Linked DNA regions of Mus musculus: region 2 is linked to region 1. The links are chromatin loops, found by intact Hi-C in ENCODE. Cell type or tissue: left cerebral cortex. All regions are shown on one strand.

Evidence for each region. A loop is a pair of places that touch in the nucleus more often than their neighbours do. Peaks named below come from ENCODE experiments on the same cell type or tissue, not always from the same donor. Only the 100,000 strongest peaks of a DNase experiment are listed, where the experiment ranks them.
Region 2: it touches region 1 in a loop (2.4-fold over the local background); 5 of 42 quality-filtered maps call a loop at or near these places.

What each region holds. Positions count from the first base shown.
Region 1 is chr1:16,582,537-16,590,536 of GRCm38, reverse strand. Ube2w (ubiquitin-conjugating enzyme E2W (putative)) reads left to right here. Exons shown (of 6, transcript NM_025773.4): 4 at 5,106-5,261. Among named protein-coding and RNA genes, the nearest start is that of Ube2w, 33 kb to the left of the region's middle. In left cerebral cortex, no CTCF peak of the experiment used is centred here; a DNase peak (open chromatin) is centred at 3,380.
Region 2 is chr1:16,437,364-16,445,363 of GRCm38, reverse strand. Stau2 (staufen double-stranded RNA binding protein 2) reads left to right here. Exons shown (of 14, transcript NM_025303.3): 5 at 4,906-5,041. Among named protein-coding and RNA genes, the nearest start is that of Stau2, 78 kb to the left of the region's middle. In left cerebral cortex, a CTCF peak has its summit at 4,967 (motif pointing left); a DNase peak (open chromatin) is centred at 4,948.

The DNA of each region.
Region 1 (8,000 bases):
AAGAACACTGAGATACTAGAATGAGTGAGGAGTGTGGACATTAATGAATGACAAAGGGATAGTTAACTTTCCAAATTTACATTCATTTGTTTTTAGGAAGTTTATCTTTGGCAGCTGGAGAGGTGTTTCAGTGGTTAAGTGCACTGTATGCTCTTGCAGAGGACCTGGGTTCCACTCTAAGCAACTACCTAGTGATTCACATCTGTCAGGAAATCCAGTCCCAGGAGACCCAGCAACCTCTTCTGGCTTTCACAGGCAGTGTCTACATATGGTACACAGACAGATGTACATGCAGACAAAACACCATACCCAGAAAATAAAAATAAATATGCATATACACACACATACAAACACATAAAGAATTTTGTCTACATGGTGATGATAATCATGGAAAAGTGGAAAACTATTACCATAGGTGCTAATGAGATAATGTTGGTATGCTAACAGGAGAACTCTGCATTGAAAACTCATGACATTTCAATTCCCAGTTATTTTTGTACTATTTTTAAAATTGTAATTACATCACATGTTCCCTTTCTTTTTCCTTCCTTCATCTCCTCCCATGCCCCCTTGCCTCTTTTTCTCAAATTTGTGCCCTCTTTTTCTTCTGTCTGCTTGTCTCACACACACACACACACACACACACACACACACACACACACACACACTCCTAAATACAACCTAATCGCTCTGTAATTTTACCTCTATGTTTATGATCTTGTAGCTATTTTGTAGGTTATTATTAATCCTAACTTTGCTATATCATATGTTACACTTCTAAATTTTCTTTATTTACTTTTGGTTGTTTGAGACATGGCCTCTTCTTGTCACAGATATAAACATTCATTCCTAAAAAACCCAATATACCTGTGTGTTACCTGTATTTATATGACCTCACTTTTGTCAGTTATTAATCCTAACTTTTCTATATCAGATATTACACTTTTATGTTTTATTTACATTTTAATATTGTTGCTTGAGACATGGCATTATGTATACTAGGCAGGCCTTGAACTTGTTCTCTGTCCCAAGGGAGGATCTGGAGCATGGCTCTTCCTGGTTCTACCTCCCGTGTGCTAGGATTACAGGTGTAGGCCACCAGCCTGGTTATACTGACCACAGGAGAAAATCTTGTCTTATGTTGTCCCTGACAGGAAGCTTTAGTACCTAAATGACTGATAGACGTGTTTTTATAATTACAATTTGGCGTTTGGTTGACTTTCACAGGTGAACCACCACTGCGCTGCCCTTCCTGTAGATTTTGTTTTGTTCATGTGTGTATACTGTTTGGATCTAACTTGACATATATTAGGTAATATTTTTCTTTTTCAAGCTGCTCATGAAACACTGTTGTATCTTCTTTGTAAATAAGTGCTGTGAGATCTTTAATTATTTTACTTTATCTTGGGAAATTTTTTGAATTTTATAAATGAAAATTACCTGAACTCCATCCCTTTTTTCTTAGTAATAATGTCAAGACTTTAGTAAACTGTAAACATACTGCAGTATATAGTTAAATGTCTAGTTGTAGTTGCTTTATATTAGATTATTATAGATATTGGTAGCTGTCAGATCAAACTGTTGTTAGAGTCTGTCAGATTTGAGTAATGAGTCAGGTACTTTTAAATCTGCTGTAGAAGAAATGCTTATGTCCAGAGGTTCGTGACTAGCCTAGGTGACAGGGAGATCTCATGGCCTCTTTTTTCTCCCTAACCTGAGTGGTAATTGTTGATAGTCTGTGTAGGTTTTTATCACTCTAATGTCTTTCAGTTTGGACTTCAGTCGGGTCTATATTTGTAATACTCAAGTTATTCCAAGATTGGCCTGATTAAATTTTTAGACTGGATGTGAACTAGGTATATATGCTTCCAAAATTATCTTGAGGATACTTACATCTTAGTTCTTGTCTACTTTTGAAAATGAGCTACAAGAATAAGGAAGTTATTAAAAATACAGAGACAAAGTTCTAATTCTAAATCCTAGAGTTGAACCTTTACTTCCTCGCTGAAATGCCATTTCCTCAGTGGGGTTCTGCAGCATGGAATATATATATATAGTTTTCAGTTAACTTGGAACAGTATGATTGTATAACTAGTTTTGACCTGAGGCCAAAATGAATTGTCGTTTCCGATCACTTGTATTCAATGATCTTGTTGTATCAGTCAGTCCTAGACAGTTTTATCAGCTACATAGGGCAACCCCAGTTTACTTTTACATTCCCACAAACAACATTTTGAGTTTCTAATACCTGTTCGCCCGAGTTAAACAGAAATGTCCAGTTTCTCCTTTGATCTGTACTTGGTAGTAAGTAAGATGGAAAACAGTGCTTACATTGAGCCTTTAACCTCAGTTACTCTCCCACAGTAGGTGGAGAGCCGGAGTGGCAGCGAGCACTCTAAAGCTCTCTGTGGGAACGGAGAAGACCTGTAATGCCTTTTACATATGTCTGGTTACTTCAAGTTCATGCTGGCTGCATTTGCTATGTATGGAATATGTTAAAAGCCTGATTGAGATTAATTAATTTTGTCTTCAGTTGGTTTCTTAAGACAAGGTCTTACTACATAGCCCAAGATCCTATCCTGCCACAGCTTTTTGGAATTATAGATGGGAACCACTGCAGCCAGCAGAGGACTCGGTTTGATTTTTGTTGGGTCTCTGTGCTGTTCTAGCTGCTTCAGTCTTGCCCTCTGCTCTGCTTGTAGACCTCTGCTGCTTTCACCATAGCTTCCCTCTCTCACCCTCACCACTGTCTCTTCCGTCTGCATTTCCTTTAGGTAGGTACCCAGTTCCTGGCTCGTGGACATTGGTAACAATGTTTTTCCAAGGAGAATACTGCTTCTCCTTTGCTCTGGGAATGAGTAGTCAGTTGTCAGGACCCTTGTATCTGGTTGCCTATGATGATTGGTGATTGTTGATAGCCATGTTAAAAAGTTGACAGGTTTTTACTGTTGGCACTTTCAAAGCACAATTTTCATAGACTTCTTAATTAAGAGACCTTTGGGACGAGGATACTTTTTAAAAGGAATTGTGACCAGGGAGTAAATTCTCAAGGTATTGCCTCTCTTCTCAGTGAAAACACTGCTGATCTGTATTCTGTGGCATTTGTAAATCCCTGTTTTAGACATGTGTAACACAGTCTACAAATAAATATGTAGTGATAAGCTGTGGTTCATACTTCTAAAATTCCACTAAAAAGCAGTTGTGAGTAGACTCAGAAAATGTAGAATTGAAGACTGTTCAAAGCTGGTGTTTTTAGGGCAAGAGCAATGATCTCAGCTGAATGAATGGCATTTCCTAGAACAGCTGTTCACAGGCAAACAGCCCATGCGGTCATGCTAGACAAGGAACTGATGTCTCTCATCGTGACGCTTGGCGTGCTGTTTCTACCTTCCTTCTGTGGGGAGGGTGGACGTGGGTGGCCAGATCTTAAACGCTTAGGAAAGCAAGTTTGAAAGTGATTCTTTTACTGAGTATTGCATGCTAGTAATACTTAAAATGTTAGCAGACTGCCAACTGCATGGGTAATTGGCTTGTTAATATGACTGTTTCTAAGAATCTTAGTAAAATCAGATTTGTGGCTATATGTTTAAAATAGCTATAAAAGCCTTAGCTTATTTTAACTTCACAATATCTATTCTATATTGAATGTGGACATACCTCACTCTAGGTAGGTGGATTTCATTGACTATTTTCTATAGACCAACAAGTGTTTTATCAGTTATGTCATAATTTAGACTTTGGCTTCTCCTTGCTATTTTGCTGTAGCTGGTGTTTTGCAAGGATTGAGAGAGTCTGTTCATCTAGGTTGAGAACTGTTGGGTTTTATGTAGGGACTCATGGTTCTGAATTGGCAACTTTGAATTTATACTTATGATTGTTGTTAGTGTTTGTTTGAGAGAAAGTTTTGCTATTTTCCCAAAATAGCTTTGAACTTCTAGGCTCAAGTAAAATTCCTTACCTCAGACTTTGCAGAAGGTGCCCCTGTGGTGGTCTTCTGCCACACTGAGCCTGACTGTGAATTCTTAACCAGACCCTCACTCAAGTGATGCTGGTGGTGGACTTTTTACAGTGTGATCACTAGGTAGGAGCAACCGCTAAAACGACAGAACTAATGGTATTACTACCTTATAAAATTGACTTGAAGATTAGGGAATTATTTTAATTTGAATTTTATGTAAAATCAAGTGATTTCTCTTAGAGCTGTGGCTCAGAGTAGAGCACTTACATGCTACGTAGCATGTCTGTGGGCCCAAGTTCTTTGTCTAGCATTGCAGAGTAGAGAGAGGCCCACGTATAGGTGTTCCTAAGTCTGCTGCTGCTGCCTTTGAGTTGTCTTGGGAAGTGCATAATGGAATTGTAAGACATGCAGACATCTTCTCTTTCCTCTCTGGATGCTTAGGTGCTCTACTTGAAGTGTTAGGACAGAGGAAGGCCATTACAGTTGTGCTGAGGTAAGGCAAAGGGGCAACGACTTGAGGGAGTAGACAGAGGAAGACGCAAACAGCAGCCAATTAGACTCTGCCTTATTATTTTCTATTTCACCTGAACAGGTTTGATTTGGTTTTTGTTATAGTATCAGAATTAAATACTTTAGAATTTTAGTGCATTTTGTTTTTTGTTTTGTTTTTTATTTATTTGGTTTTTTGGTCTTGTTTCGTTGCATTTGTTTTTTTAAATATGCTTTCAGTGTGTAGCCCGGGCTAGCTTGGAACTTACTGTGTAGTCCGGACTGGCCTCACAGTGCCTGAGAATCACCTGCCTCTGCTTGCCAACTGCTGGAATTAAAGATGAATAATGAGTATTTAGTGGGGACTGAGTAGAATTTGAAAAAAAAAAAAACCCAACATTCTTATAACTGGAGTTTACCATTTTCTAGTACCATTTTCAGTGCAATCTATGAAACAGCCTGTGGGCTCCTCCCACTGCATGGTGATTTATGCAGTGAGGTTGGTACTGAATTGTTGGTAATGGGGGAGCATTTGCTCCTGAGATCTATTTGTTTGTTTTTATTTTATGCCTTAAAATAATACTTGTTAAATGTGGAGAATATTTTAGGTTTTTAATAGAGAATATTGAGCGTTAATGGAATTTCATTTTTTTCTTAGGTCATGTTTACTGGTGAAAATATTCCCATTCATCCTCATGTGTATAGCAATGGTCATATCTGTTTATCCATTCTAACAGAAGACTGGTCCCCGGCGCTCTCAGTGCAGTCAGTCTGTCTCAGCATTATCAGCATGCTTTCCAGCTGCAAAGAAAAGGTAGGACTTGCAACAGTCACTCCAGGTAATGTCTCCTCTTTAAGCATAGGGAGGTTAACAGTTTCAACATATAATTAGCTGTATTTGAAGGAGGACCCATGCTTTTTGTTTTTAAATGACGGTGGATGACTTTTTTGTTATTTTATCTTTCATTCTAAATAGACTAGAGGTCAAAGTCAATGTTTTATATTTCTAATTTATAGTTTATTGAATATACAACATGCTAGCAATGTGGGCAGTAACTAGGCTATAGCTGTCATTTAATCATTTTTAAACAGGACATTTGTGTACATGTTTTTAATCTGAATTTTATTTCCATAAACAAGCACAGAGTAAAAGTGTACAGCACGTTCCTGTTTTTAAATTTCACAGTGGGAAAGTTAGAAATAAAAATCGCCTTACCCTGCTTCCCATCCAAGGCAGCATTTCTCAGAATTTCCTAGAATCCAGAGTTTTCCTATCTTAGTGGTTAGATTGAAGGAGGCACACCATTCACCAGTAGAATTTCTGGAACCTTTTGTTCTGTTTTCCTTTATTCATCTACAGATTCTGTCTCTAATGGAAGTGGGGAAAAGACCAGATGAAAAATGGTGTGAGTTAAATTTTAGATATCTTTAAAGTAGGAGCTCTGGGGTTGTACATGTGTCCTTAGCAGATTGTTTTTTTGTTCTCCAGAGTAAATCCACTACTGTTTTCTTAATTAGAATTTAGAGAATCTTTACGATAATCCTTTAATTTTAAACAATAAATTTATAATCAGTAACACCCAGAGTCACTGTTTTACTAAATAAGTTTCTAAATAAATAATAAATAAATAAGTTCATTAAATAAGTATCAGTGTTAATTCAGAAGAGGTCTGTTTTTGAGTGGGGCAAAGTACACCAAGATGGTTGAGCAGCTAAGCATGCTCAGTATCCCATTCAGAAATACTAAAATGCGGGCTGGAGAGATGGCTCAGTGGTTAAGAGCACTGGCTCCTCTTCCAGAGGTCCTGAGTTCAATTCCCAGCAACCACATGGTGGCTCACAACCATCCGTAATGGGATCTGATGCCCTCTTCTGGTGTGTGTCTGAAGATAGCTACAGTGTAGTCATAAAAATAAAGTAAATAAAATCTTTAACAAAAGAAAGGAAGAAAAAAATATTAAAACGTGCAAAACAACTATTTTAGATGAAATATGATGCATGCATTTTTAACAACACTTTGCAAATACATTATTTTTTATATGTATGGGTGTTTTACCTCCATGTATGTCTGTACACTATGAGCATGCCTGGTACCTGTGGAGGCCAGAAGAGAGCATTGACTTCCCTGGAGCTGGAGTTATAGATGATTGTGAGGCATCATGAAGGTGCTCCAAGGGTCCTCTGCAAGAGCAGCCAGTGCTCTTCACTGCTGAGTGTCTCTCCAGCTGCCTTCACATCACTTTAACTTTACTTTCTTCTGAATTCTCAAGGTGTAATCAAGCTTTGTTTAACTGTAGACGTTGTTTTGAGTCTTCTTCATTTATTACTTCAATATTGCTTCCCCAAGTGTGCAAGTACATACATATACACACACATGTGCACACACACATGCACACACAAAGCTTTTCATCTGGGGGACAGAGCAGTTTGTTCTTACAAGGGCTTCTATATGCCTATGATTCCTCACAGTGAGGTGATGACCACAGGGTTTGCATATAGTGCCATGGAGATGGTCCCTGGAGATTGTCTGCTCATTGCTCTTGCATGGCCTGATGGTCATTAGCGATGATCATTAGCTTTTGTTTGCATTTACATGGAATGTTTTACTCCCAAGTGCCAGAGAGGAACCGTTGCTCCGTCTGCCTCCATCATTCCACTCACTTTCTGGTTTGCTGCTATCGATAAACTATTTTTAGTAGAATTCTTGTATGATAGGCTTAACTGTGATGATAATTTAAGAGTCAGATTTCTGTGAATATAAAATTAAGCATTTATTAGATGCTTCATTTTTTCCCCCTCCCTACTGAATGCTAGGTAACACAAAAAGAAATACACAGCTCTATTTTGTAATCCTATTTTTTAAAGAGATTTTCTCAAAATTGTATCAGGACAATCTTGGAATAGTTAACAAATTGCACCCAAACAGTTTTTTGTTTTGTTTTGTTTTGTTTTTTTCAATTTAAAGATTTATTTATTATATATAAGTACACTGTAGCTGTTTTAAGAGACACCAGAAGAGGGCATCCGTTGTGAGCCACCATGTGGTTGCTGGGATTTGAACTCAAGACCTCTGGAAGAGAAGTCAGTGCTCTTAACCCCTGAGCCATTTCTCCAGCCCCCAAATAGCCTTTTTGTCGTTGATGATTCAAATTACCGTTGATGTGAACTCCTAAGGGCACTGGAAGGGTCAGCTGACAGCTAAGTATATAAGCATTAGAAGTGTTAAGTGAATGGGCTGTTTTCTTCCCAGCAGTCTAGGTTTTCCATCACACTTGCTACTACTTTCTGGCTAGACCTTTCTTAAATGATGCAGCTCTTAATCAGCCTCAGTAGAAGGAGTTCTCTTAATCTCTCATCTTCATTAGTCTAAATAGTTAATTAAGTCTAAACACTGCAAAAGATATTTAATAGGGAAAGAAAGACATTGTTTTATCGAAGTTATTGTAAAAGTTAGCCAAAAGCTCTCTTTTATTATGTTGGAAGCTGTCCCTTTTACTACAGCATTAGAATAAACTTGACATTTGAGCAGAAAGATATACTCATGTCAGGCTGG
Region 2 (8,000 bases), 150 kb after region 1:
TGCAAACTTTATATGCCTCAGTACAGGGGAATGACAGGGCCAAGAAGTGGGAGTGGGTGGGTGGGGGACTTTTGGGATAGCATTGGAAATGTAAATGAAATAAATACCCAATAATAAAAAAAAACTATTTAAAAAAACTAGTAGTGGCCTTTTTCACTTATGTATAGAAATTCAAAATTATTATGTATGACTATATACCTAGTTATTGAACTTTTTAATAGTTAGCACTGATATCTCTTTAATAGATCTAAAGCTATATCAAAATATTATAAGATACCCATAAATATGTATGATTATGTATCAGTTAAAATGTTTACTGAAACCTGGACCTGTGAGATGGTGCAGTGGGTAAAAGGCACTTGTCACCAAGCCCAGCAGCTGAAGGTAAGTTCTTGGGATCCGCATGGAGGGAGGAGAGAAGCAGCTCGTGTCAGTTACCCTCTGACGCTGTGTGGCGCCATCGCTCTCATCCACTGCTCACTCACCTGTACATAAAATAGAGAATATTAAAAAAGAATCCAAGAATTCCCAGTGTAGATGTGTTTGCAGCACCAAGCATATAGCCTCTAATACCTGAGAAACCTTGAGTAGTCATCCTCTTTGTGTAGTGGATTCTCTCACACTCAGAACATGAGAGCTGACCATCTCTCAGAGGCTCCTCTTAGCTCCTGTGGCGAGAGCCTGGTTCTTTCACTTGTGCCACAGGCTCCCTTCTGCTTCCGCTCCACAAAATCCAGCTTCCAATACCACTGAGGAGAGTGCAGTACTCTCGCTTCTAGTCAGAAGTGAGAAGTCAGACATTGTATGAGTTTCTTTCGTTTAAGTCAGATGGCTAGAATACTTTACCTATGCTAACATACAGTTTGTGATGCGGTAGATGTAGTATACCCCAGTACTGTGTGTGCATCACCTCACATTAACTGCCCCTACTTGGGATTTTTAAATATATTGGATTCTTATTTATTGCCTTAGCTTTAGGGTGGGGTCTTTTAAGTCCCCCATTTGAATTTTTTTCTACTTGTGGATGAATAGTTATTATGTAAAGGAATTCAAAATGTCATAAGTTTTTCTGGGATGATGACTTACTCTGGAAGATAAGGAAGGGATTTGAAAATTTAGGCCAGCCAGGGCTTCACTTCAAAAACAACAACAACAACAACAACAACAAAAACCAAACCACCACCACCACCAATTCAGCTTCCACCAAAACACCACCAGCACCACCAAAACAACAAAACAAACAAACAAACAAACAAACAAAACCATTTAATTCAAGTAGTTCATAAGTCTTGATTCTGATAAATATTGTACTTGTTAAACTGAAATCCTTATGACATTTGAAATGTAAACTTAAAGACACGGATTATACTTTATTGTTAAAGTCTATGGAAGATTGTTGGGCAGCTTCCTGTACATTTAAAGAAGTCAGCTGGATGACCCACACCCCTGCCTCTAGATCAGTATCCACAGTCACTGAGTAGTAACCATCATGTGGCCTATTTAGAAATATCCAAGATGACCTCATAAATACTGCTCCTTTACTGTTAGTAAGGCAAACAAACACATATTGTTGATTTCATTCAATGATAAAATATTAAAAACTCCTGATATATGCAATGAATGCAGAAAGAAGCAAGACAAAAGTGGTGTTTCTTTATCTGTCAAGAAGATGCAAACAGATTGGTCACACCAGGAGTCAGGTGAGTCGCTAAGGGTGCTGTGTAGTGCCTGGAGAGAGGCCTGAGATGATGGAATGTTGTTGAGTAGGATGGGGATCATGTGAGTCTTCACATCTACACCACTGAGCTCATGCTGCCATCTGTGTATTTCCCTTTACCCCCAGGAACGCATAGAAAGAGGGAGAGAGAAAAAAAGCCTCCCTTTCCCTTCGCTTTTCTTTACTATCATATATGTATGTATGTATGTGTGTCTGTGTATATATATATTTTAGGGATTTAAACTAGTTGAATTGCTATTTAATCAAATAAGTAATTGCTACTCTGAGTAATAAAGGAAATATTAAGTAGATAGTCTAAAAGGCATATTTCAAACAAATGGTACAGATTTTTTGTTAAATTTCACTCAATATATAGGTTTCATATATATGTATATGCACATATGTTTAATTAAATAATCTATTTTAATATTTAAAATAAAGCTTGACCCAATGTTACATTGTGTCTTTTTGCTACAAAATTAAAAAACAAACAAAAAAACCAAAACCAAACCCAAGCCAAACCACCACCTCCAAAACCCTTTTCACCTATGTAGAAGCTATTGGAAGGCCCTGCTGTCTGTCCACTGGTGGGCTCATGCACCTAGTCTTAGCTCTCAGTCACCTGCTGCCTGAGGCACACACACATGTGGGAGATAAGACACCCAACCTAGTCATTATGGCCCTGAATTCACATCCTCCTGCCTCAGCTTTCTGAGTACTGGGGTTACAGGCAGAAGCATCTGACCCTAGAATATTTTAAATCAAATTAGTTTTTACTTTGTCATAAAAAAATACTTTTTAAGGCAAAGGCTCTTCACAGTATCAAGCAAAGAAAATACTAATTTTAATAATTTAAAAATGTGCAGATTCTCCTTGCTGTTCATTTCTTTCCGAGTTGGCTTGTTCTAGTGAAGAATAGAAGAGATCTTCTTATTGCTTTTGCTCTACAGACGAGCTTTCCCAGCTTTGCTCTGCGTGCAGGTTGCTTGCTGGACTGGGTCGTGAGTTCTGTGTAGTTTCCTGCATGCTGTCTTCGCCAACTGCCCACCTGTGTGTCGTAGAGCCTTTTCTGGACCTAAAACTGAAAACAAGGCTGCATGGCTTCAGGCTTGATGTCCCTGGCAGTGCTCCCCAGTGGGCAATGCTCGCCTTGGTGCACTGGATCAGAAGACATTTTCTGGTGGTCTCTTGATTTTAAGATTGATCCATGGCCTCTGGTGCTATTGGTCCAGTTAATCAGTTAGCAAGTTCCAGTAACGTTAGGATAGGTGACAGTAGCAGTGTGCTGCTGTTGTCTAGAATATCTAGTATTTTATCACCAGTTAACAAACTGGTGGTTGGTTGTTTTTTGGTGGGGGGAGGGGGAGGGAGGGCGGACTTCATTCCTTTTGCTGGAATCCCAGCTAATATGATGAACGTTCCTCTTTTTTACCATCTTATTCCAAATACGGTTTATTCAGGAAAGGCAAGGTAAGGGTTTGATCCTTTCCCTTCATTAGCATCATGTGCAGACCTGGAATCCGCCATGTCTCCAAGGATGTTCCTGTGGGAGTGTGCATGCTTTAAATGGGGAGTGACACTTATAAGCTACACTCGATGTGCTGGCTGCCTTCGTTACTAACACATTGCTTGGCCTCTCTTAAGTAGATAGAGCTGGGAAATACCATATTCCTTTAAAGTTTTTTTATATTTACTTTTGTGGTAGAGCCCAGGCTGGCTTTTACGTCAGTGTGTTGCTTAGATGAGCTTGAATGTCTGCTCTTCTTGTATACTTCCAGGCACTAGGATTGCAGGCATGTACTACCATTCCTGCTTCAGATGGCGTTGGGATCAAACCCAAGGCTCTGAGCACACTACGCCAGCAGCCTGCCACAGTCTCACCACCTTTCTTCTGCTTTTTGTTTTTAGAGAGAGATACATCAGATACTTACACGTTTGATTCATATTTTAGATTAATTCATGTATTTGATTTTTACATTTCATTATCTGATTCTAACATAAACACAGTTATTTGTACTTTAATTTGTTTTGCACCTATCTTTGGATGTATAATAATGTAATAATAGTACTGACATCAGTAGCATGTTTGCTAGAAATATTTCTCAATTTCCTTTTCTTTAGGCTACAAATATTTTGCTGTCTTTAAAGTCGTTTAAAATAATTAACTTGCACAGTTAAGGCCATCAGTTTAGTTTAGTTTTAGTGCACTTGTGTTTTTTTTTTTTCTTTAAAAATATTTGTCTCTATTTTGGTTTAATTTTATTTGAATTTAAAGTATGTTACTATTAAAATTCATACTTCTGGTAATATGAATATGGAAAACAGTTTGAGATTGTTTTGTTCTGTTTTTTTTTTTTGAGTAAATCTCATTGGTATTTTTAAAAATTAGTTAAAAATTTCCTTCTCATTAAATCACAAACTCAGTTCACAATTAGATTGTGTTTCCTTTGTATTTTAGTGGTTTCTCTCCCCCCCACCCCCGGAAATTTTTGTGTAATTATGAATAAAATCTCAGTTTTGGCTTTATGCTTAAAAAAAGCAAATAAATGCTTATATCTTATTTTCTTAAATGAAAGGTAGGGCAGAATACACACCGTTTTGTTATGTTAAAAAGTAAACAAGGAAAGGAAGAGAGTGAAAGCAAGCGGGTCTGGTCTGCTTTATTGTTGAGTGGTTTATATTGTGATGCTTAGGCATCTGGTGGCACATTGGTGGGTTTTATAGGTACTGACTGTATGGGTTTTGTTTGTTTTTTTGGTATTTCCTGGGATTAGATGGCATTTTAGGTTTTGAAAGTCTCACCCACAGATTATCATCAGATAAGTCAAAGCATTACTGCTAACCCTGTATTAATTGCTAATGTTTACTTCCTTGATTAGCAATGAATAAATAAATAAAATTATTAACAGGTGATATTTTTAATGATTAAATATGCATACATTTCTGGGGTATTTATAAAATTGATATCCAAACTAGTTACTATTTGGTTTTAAATAATATGACTATACAGTTGAATTTTTTAAGTACAGAAAATGCTAAAACTTAGTTTAAACTTTGTTTATATTAATTAGAGAACTGTGTGGAGAGGCCTTCCACTCCCCCTCCTTCAGAGATTACTAATTGAAGTCTAGCTGGTGTGGTTTGTTGTGACAATGTTTCACCTGTGTATCTCTAATGTTTTTAAACAGGTAGTATAACTCCAACTGTGGAACTGAATGGGCTCGCTATGAAAAGGGGAGAGCCTGCCATCTACAGGCCACTAGATCCAAAGCCATTCCCAAATTATAGAGCTAACTACAACTTCCGGGGCATGTACAATCAGAGGTTTGTATGTCTTCTTTGGTTTTGTTCTTATTTACTATTTTATGCATATTGCAGACGTTTTTGACATTCTAAGGATATTTGCATTGTGAACACAATTGACCTTGGGCATCTTGGGAGTTTAGATAAACCAGACTCACCAAGTGTGTTGGAAGTTAAAGGCAGAACAGAAACAAAACTCTGTAGCCTCAGAAGCTTTCTTTGCTAATGTACACAAGCCTCGGGACCCGCCATGCAGCATTCTCACTCCCTCACCACAGTACACTTGGTGTCTGCCTTTCCTGACTTGATGACTGCGTTAATGGCCTTGCATTTTTGTGATTTATAGCAACTTCTTTGGAGAGGCTTTACTAAGTCTTTGTTGCATATGGCACAGTTGTGATAGTTCAAGTGCAACTTTACAAGAGTGTAGAAATTTCAAAATAAAAACAGGATCTCTTTTCTTGTGAGGGGTTCTATTGCTGTGAAGAGTCACCATGACCACAGCTACTCTTATAAAGAGAAGCATTAATTGGGGCTGGCTTACAAACATCTTGATCTACAGGCAGCAGGAAGAGTCAGTAATATGGTTCCTCCAGCAACTTACTCCAACAAGGCCACTCCTCTTAATGGTGCCTTTTCCCTATAGACCTATGGGGGTCATTTTTATTCAAACCACCACAATCCTTATTGTAAAACTTATACAAAACTAATCATAGGGAATGTAGAAAATGCTAGATGGTAAAGAAATAGAAATATCTTGCTACCCTAGAGCTCGCTACTGTAAATATTTTGATTTACTTTAAATTATTCTTTGTGTATAAACATATTTAATGGAAATTGAGTTGTTCTGTAATACATGTGTATATGTACAATAAAATGCACAGATCATCAGTGTATATCTTGATGACCTCATGTATGTATGCATCTGTTCTCTCTTCACTGACTTTTAACCTAAGTGTGTCTTGATGGATTTGCCATCATGGCAGGGTTCCCTTAGATTTCCATGCTCACAACACACCCTTTGCCAGAAGTGATCTTCAATCTCTTGCCACAGATTAGTTCTGTCATATAAATATGTGCTGCACATAATCTCTCTGGCTTCTTTTACTGTAACCGATGGTTTTCTTGCTCTGTTTTGAGATTTATTAATACTGCTTATATCTGGGTTCTCTCTTTCTTAATTGTTGAATAGTATGGCTGATTCTTAACTTGTTTAATCTGTGTGTGCGATATGGTACTTTTTTCACCCAGCGTAGAGACCATGTGACATATAATTGTTCTTTTAGAGCCTTTTAGAGCTGGCTATAGATGGCCTCATCTGGCAAGGTGTATTTTCACCTGTGTACATTGTTCTGACACCTGAGCTGGTGTCTACCTCCTTCCCTGGGATTATAGACACATACCCTACATAAATAGCATCATAGAAATAGGTTTATTATGTTTATTTACAAATATTGTTTATAGCTCTGTTATTTCCTAGATGTAGATCACTACAGGAGGAATATTACAATTAAGAATAATATATTACTCAACCATATTACAATTCTGTTCTAATTTTTCATTAAAAGAGGTTACCAAGATATTTACTAATTTTAATAATTTCCTCTGGAGGAAAAAATCTTGAGTTTTAATTGGATTTGGCAATTTTCATTTTTTAAAAGAAATGTTCTAAAGTCATTCTGTAAATTCAGAAATATCTATTTTTGGATTGTCACAGTAAGGAATTTTCAATATTCTACATACCCTTCTATATGTTTGCAATGTCCAGGACATAGAAGAAAGCCAAGTACAGAGGATGAATACCATGACAATGCTGGTTTTCATTTTTTATAGCATTTGAGAATGCATTTTCTATTTTTATAGCTCTGAATTTTGAAATACGTTACTTTGCTTGAAAGTTACAAAGTGATCTTTAAAGCTTTCTGTGATGCTGACTGCTCCCAAGCAGGGCTGTCCTCAGGTGCTTACTAGGTATCTTTTTATTTGTCTGTTTTAATTTATTTTTATTGCATTTCCTGACTAGTTTTCAAATGTTTGTGTTAACATTATTAACAGTCAATCTATTTTGTTTGTAATTTTTCTGCCTATATTTTGCCTTTTAACTTTGTGTCTTGTTATAATTTTATTAGCTTTTGATATTGATATTTAAAAACAATTTTTCTTCCTCCTCATTGCCCTCCTCCTCCTTTTGTGTTTTGTTTTGTTTTGAGACAGGGTTTCTCTGTGTAGTCCTGGCTATCCTAGAACTCGATCTGTAGACCAGGCTGGTCTTGAACTCACAGAGACCCACCTACCTCTGTCTCTTGAGTGCTTATATTAAAGGTATGGGCAACTACTACCTGGCTTACAATTTCATTATTATATATAAGAACTTTGATATGTGATCAGTATTTGTAATGCCTTTGTTAAGGTTTTATATACTTACTGCTAATCAGATGTATAGAGAATATAATAATTTAGTTTATATATAACTTAATGCTTTGTAGTGCCTTGTTTGGTAGTAGAAATTAACGGTTTCCATTTAAAATGGTACTGTTCGAATTCTGACTACTTCTTTTAGGAGTTACTCTTAAGTAAATAACTCCTGTCTAGTCTCTCTGGCTTCCTGTGTCTCCTCCTCCTCCTCCTCTTCTCCCTCGTCGTCGTTGTCGTCGTCGTCGTCGTCGTCGTCCTCCTCCTCCTCCTCCTCCTCCTCCTCCTCAGTGTGTCTTACTTTATGCTAGGAAGCCCTTATGTCTCATTGGAAGGTTATGTCCTTTGACAGCTGCTCTATGTGGTCTTCTTACTTACCTGGAGTTGGCCTGTATGGGATGATTTCTGATTTAGTCCCCACTTAGGTGATGCTTTCAGAGTACCTCCCATCCCCCCTTCTAGCTTGGCTAATACCCTCAGCCTGTCTGGCTTGCCAGGCATTTTCCATCTCTCCAGCCCTATCCCTTTCCCAGTGTCTCTCTTTCTCACTGTGGCATCCCCAGTAGGC